2 separate regions of the Homo sapiens genome follow, and region 2 is linked to region 1. A link is a loop called in an ENCODE intact Hi-C map of the cell type or tissue named here. Cell type or tissue: heart right ventricle. All regions are shown on one strand. Each heading gives the region's core, and the rest is flanking DNA. Links, peaks and the distances in the headings are about the cores only.

What was found. Hi-C counts contacts between places; a loop is a spot of excess contacts. Peaks named below come from ENCODE experiments on the same cell type or tissue, not always from the same donor. Only the 100,000 strongest peaks of a DNase experiment are listed, where the experiment ranks them.
Region 2: it touches region 1 in a loop (2.9-fold over the local background); 16 of 110 quality-filtered maps call a loop at or near these places.

The regions. Positions count from the first base shown.
Region 1 is chr10:128,528,992-128,531,906 of GRCh38, reverse strand. No RefSeq gene overlaps it. Among named protein-coding and RNA genes, the nearest start is that of LINC01163, 240 kb to the right of the region's middle. In heart right ventricle, for the core only: a CTCF peak has its summit at 1,392 (motif pointing right); no DNase peak of the experiment used is centred there; H3K27me3 peaks cover 827 bases.
Region 2 is chr10:128,322,892-128,325,806 of GRCh38, reverse strand. No RefSeq gene overlaps it. Among named protein-coding and RNA genes, the nearest start is that of LINC01163, 38 kb to the right of the region's middle. In heart right ventricle, for the core only: a CTCF peak has its summit at 1,545 (motif pointing left); a DNase peak (open chromatin) is centred at 1,546; H3K27me3 peaks cover 842 bases.

The DNA of each region.
Region 1 (2,915 bases), core at 144-2,643:
TAATGTTTATCATAGATTAATACACAGATCATGTGTGTGTGTGTGTGTTTGTGTGTGTGGTGTGTAGACTATGTTTACTCTCTTTAGTAATCAGCTGAAACTGCTATGAAAAAAATTTCCTCCCACAGCTATGTTTCGGCAGTGAACATTCTTAGTCCTGAATCTCACCCCCTCCACATTGTTTCCAAAGTATATTCCTCCATCTAGCATGAAGAGTATAGTTTCAAGAACCCCTCTTCAAACATGAGACTCAGGGGAGGCAGGGTTTGAGCTAAGGTCTTCTCTGAGCTGTCATTAGGACTGCGATAATGGTATATAGTGAAGAGAAAAATAACAAAATGAGTGCTGGCTATTTCCTTCATTAGGCAGACCAAATATTTATGTATATATTGTAGGATAGATCCACTGTGTTTCAGCTCAGAAATTGCTACTGGGCTGCCAGCTGATTTAAAAAAGGAGTATCACAGCTCTGTAGTAAGAATAAAACATTAGCAAGGTCTATCATGTGCAGGGAACATTGTCTGCTTGGTGGAGCTCAACTCTATCCTGAGAGCAAGATGAGATGTGCTGGGACACGAGGGCCAGGAGGAGGCTGTCCAAGGGATGTCAATCAAAACTGAAGTCCATTTAAATATTGCCAGAGAAAGAGACACTTGGCAATTCAGGATGAATAATCCTGACTCAGTTGTTGGCCAAATTGGGATGCCATATTCTTTGATCAGAGGCATGATGGGCCTGGCAATTCATCACACTCTTGGAAAAACTCCTGAATGACAACAGCAGGTGGTGATGAAGGGTGCCAAAGGATGGGGTTTGGGAAGCTTCGTGGGGTTCACCTCTGGAGAACTCCCCACTCTGGGGAGGGGTCCAAAGACTGAACCTAAAGCCTGATTCCTTCTTGTGGGGGCCACTAAGTCAAGCTTGCCAAAGTCTGTCTTTGCATGGAGGAGGCAAGAATTGATTTCTACCCAAATGACCTCTAAGTTTAACCTGGAATAAGGACATCTTTGTAGGCTCAGAATTCAATCTGCTGTTGTAGCCTCAGAGTTAAAGAACTGTCTGCTACAGAAGCCAGAGCCTGAAACTGAGAAGGGTTCAAATTCTTGTTGAGTGATACCACGTATTTGGCAGACTTGGGTGACCTCTAAGTTCATTCTTTTAAAAAGCCATTCTCCTATCATATTTGATTTTTTAAAACTAGTAGTGTAAATTTGATAGTTTGTACTAGATAGTCTAAATTTGATGGTTTGGTCATCAGAAAGCGTGATGACTCATTTCTCTAGGTGCCTCTTAGCAGTTAAAATCCAAAATGCTACTAGGAGTAAGAAAAAACAAAAAACATTTCAGACCTTTCATAATCCTTAACTAGGCACTTCCACTAATGAACAGCAGATGGGGCTACAAAAATCACCAGATTAAAAACATGGGGTGGAAAAGAACCTTTTAACATAAAAACCAGTTCATTCGGAACCATTTCAAAACATAAACAGGGCTCTTGTTTGTGGTTTAAGATGTTGGTGTGTCTGTTTCCCGCCAGAGCTTTTGCATCATATTCCTGACGTGCTCATGAGTCCAAACTGACTTAATTTCTTAACACGGCAGATTTTTAAATAGTTTTCATCCTGCGTTCCTCTAATAATGTTACAATACAATTTCCTAAAAGACAAAATAATTATCTATGGTTAATTTAATCACAGAGACCCCACCCACCAATGTCTCAGAATCAGGATAAAACATGCTATGTATAGCCCTGTTACTATGTTCATGCACGTCTCATGCACACACACAGGTATTCGTGCACTCAAATTCTTTAAGTAATTATTTTTCGTTAGATTTAATAGCCTGCACCAACCACAGTCAGGAGAAATTCATGTATCAAGCTGCAGGCTTGCTTGTACGCTGCAAGCGTACAAACTTGTGTGAAAATGAGGCACAAATACAAGGGACAGAGCACGTCGGTCAAGAAGTGTCGAGTTGAAAAAGTGCACAAATCAAACCAGGAAATCAATTTCTCCCACTAGACTTTCAAGTCAAGAAAACAGTCCCTGTGATTTCCTTGAGAAAATAGGAGTGAGCCAGCCCAGAGTGGCCACTGCACTGGGCAAGCGCCTTCCGAGGCTCACCTGCTTCCAAGGCGTTTTCTTAGCCGCCAGCGAGGTCCATCTGGGGAGAGAGCTGAGCAAGTGGCAGATGGACAGATGCCACTTCTGGACAAATCCAGTCCACAAATGTATCAGTAACTTGAAAGCCACCAGATCTGGCTGTGCATTTGGGTCCACTGTTAACCAGATAAAGAAGGAGAAAGCTCCTGCCTCTGGCGAGGAGATGGGCTGCCCAAGGAGAGCTGTGATTTTCTGCCTGTGATATAGACTGGAGCAATTAACAAGTATAAATTGTTTCAAAATAAGCTTAAATCTGCATTTTATGTGTGCAGGTTTCCAGCTGTAATGGGATTATGATGTCAGCAAAGGGAGAGAAGTCCGCAGCTGCGGAGGGCCATGAGGGTAGCAGGCAGCTGTTAAAATAGAGAACTAATGGCGATTAATTCTTATTATGTGTTTGAAGATTTCACAAGGAGTTCAAGACCCAACGCTTCCCACGAGGCATGAAGGAGGCAAGTGCCTGGACTGTCACATTCCCCAACCCAGCCTTTTTGTCATTCAGGTTTCAATTGGATTCAGCGTTTTTACCAGCCCAGACACTCTGAGTATCTGCTGGGTCACACTTACGGAAAATAGCCAAGAGTGATGGCTTGCACTGGTGCCCAGCATCATCACGACCAGATGTTCATTGGCTTCCCCCTCCAGGAAACTTTGCTCTCAGGCCAGGGCAGGTGGCACACATTTCCAGGGACTTGGTGTCCCCAGGCAGGGCTCACCGGCAGCCTGGAGCTCCATGGCCCTCTGAGGTGGCCG
Region 2 (2,915 bases), core at 296-2,795, 210 kb after region 1:
CGGGGGTCAGGCATGTTGCACATTCTGAACTTTAATAGCATAATGGAGTAATTGCAGCTGGGAAAAGAACTCAGACCCAGCAGGAAGGGCGAGCGCACTGAGGCTGGGAAACGCAGGCGGCAGGGAGGGGGCAGGGAGTGACAACGCATGTCCCCTGCTTTGCAGAAATGCCCAAACCACTATTTACTTTAACGCTGTAAATAAGCAATTTAAATATTATCCTAGTTCCATGATAAGTAACATGGTAACATGATACCCTGCGGTTATAACAAATTATTTATGAGGTTTTTTAAAATTCTAAGGCAGCATCTTTGTAACCGGCAGATTCACATTGGGTCAGATCATTAAAAATATGGGTGTGGATTGGCCCCGCCGCGCGAGGGAACATTGATCTCTGAAACACGACTGACAACCACATTCTCTTTGTCAGCTTTTTCTACAGGAGCGGAAAGGTCTTTAAAAGTGGTCACCCCACAAAAACGCCACACACACCAAAAACCCACCCTGTATGCTTCCAGCCCCTCTTCACATGTTTAGCAGAAGGAGAGATAAAGAACCCAAAACACCTGGGCTGGTTGACCGAGAAGCCCCTTCAGCTGTAAGCCCTGGTGTGTGCACATTCAAAATCATGCTGGTGTTTGTTTCCAGGGCCCCTGCAAGGCAGGTTGGGGAGCATCGAGTTTAGTAAAGACCATGATCAACTTTCTCAGGACCCAACATCATGAAGGGCATTAACCTTTATCGATGGTGCGTAAAAGATAGTGGGGGCTGAGCTGGCCATTATTAATGAAGATGAGCCTTCTTATGAATATATTAATTAAATTTTTATTTCTTAATAAGATCCTTACATATCTAGCTTAGGAGCCCTTTCTTTAGCTCAATGTAAGATACCACTGAACTTACCAAGAAACAGAAGCAGGGACTCCCGACCTCAGAGGTTCGGACAAAGTCAGAGAATATTGTGGGCCAGCACGTCTGTGATTAGGAAGCAAGCATGAGAGACAAGCAGGGCTATGGATGCTCACAAGGGGAGTCCTGGGTGCTGAGATGATCAGGGAGGACAAGCGGTGAGCACGTGGGCAAAGCAGAACAGGCTTAGGAGCAGGCAGAGGCTGGGAAAGCCTCCAAGTGCTAGCACAGAACAAGCTGAGGTGTGGGGCCAGGAGCACTTGAGGAGGGCATTAGATAGTACGTAGAGGGTGTTCCCAAACATACCAACAAAGATCACACACCCACAGAGCAGGACGGATCAAATATGGAAAGAAAAACCCATGACTGAGCTCTTTAGTATGTGTGTTTTTCTTTATTTGTAAGCTTTCTATAATGCACATATATTACTCTTAGAATGAGAAATATAAGTTTATGCAAAAAACAACGCAAACTGTGAATGCGCACATTCAGCTGCATAGAAGAACAAGTGTGAGGTCAAGAGGCGGCTGCGGCCAGAGGTCGGAGGCCTGGAGAGTCAGAAGTCAGAGGGAGGAGTCATAGCACAGCCACAGGCTTTCCCAGAGGCAGGCTCAGCATTGCATGGGTCAGGGAGCCCCCACGTGGCAAGGCTCTGAGTCTTGTCCTATTGTAGATCCAGCTTATTCCAAAGCTGCTACCCCGTGGCTGCCGCTGAGTGACATGGGCTCTGTCTACCCTGCTGCAGAGAGCAGGGACACAAATGACCATTGAAAAGGATGAAGTTGGTGGCATGTGCGGTGATTCTAATCAACATGTGGCAAGCGGAAGTCAGGTTCAGGTTTGTGGTCTATGCGGAGCATCTCCACATGCCTAGTGCTGAGCTGGGCATGGGAGCTCATGGGGTGGGGAGTGGGGGCTGCAGGAGTGCGAGGCCAGATCTCTGCCCTCAGGTGCCTGAACTGTCTGGGGAAATTTGCATTCTCCACGCTCCTTCTGGTGCAATGAGCCAGGTAAACCCCCTTGTTGGTCCAAATCTATGATACAAAGCCCCACTGGGCAACTAGATTCTCATCTGCTAGAGCTCAAAATGACCCAGGGCTCTGTGGGTCCCTGAGCTCCTAGGTGACCACAGTCCTCATGAGTGCTCCTGTGTGCAGAGATACATCATCTCAGACCTAGTGCAGGGGGGCTCTCAGTCCACAGAGAACCCAGCATCAGAGTCTGCAATAGACTTACAGTTTGTGATCACACACCAGATGTCACAAGGCTAATTAGAGGAAATAATCTATCCAAAAGCAGTCCTTGCAAACCAGGAGATGCTTGGTCATGCAACAATGAAGAGAGCTGCTCTGGGTCTTGCAGAGGGGCGGGCTCCTGATCCCAGTTCAGCGAGATGAATGCCAGTTAGGCTGAGCCAGACTGCCTGGGCTCCTCTCTCCAGCTGCAAGTCACACATCCCTGCCCATGCTGGCCTGGAAAGACAGGGTAGATGTTGAAGGCCACTGAAGAGGCCCCTCGCCCTCCTTAGGATTCTGTCTTCCCTCTCTTCAATATATTCTGCAGCCTGGGACATCACTCATTTGACTAGTGGCAACCATCAAGGTACAGGCTTGGTCTTATCAGAAGTGGCACTTAGGTAAATGAACACCCAGTGGAAGAGGATACAAAGGCCACAGCAAGACCTGATGGAAGAGAACCAGAGACTCCTGTGCCGAATTCCCAAGCTGAGTCAGGGAAGCACCCTCCTGGACATGTGAAGATGAGTCACAGGACATCCACAGGACAGGCTGCAGTGGTGCCTCCCCTCACCTGGGCCAAGACCAGCCAAAGTTCAGTTCAAGGGTGATTGTTGGAGATGCCCAAAACAGGTGAGGAGGACACTGCAAGAGTGAGTCCCTTGTTGTGCACCTGATAACTGAAGAATGTCCCTTCTCAACCAGAAAGAAATGGATCAAATAATATAGGAGCCAGGAATTCCCAGCCACAAACCCACACTTAGGGCATGC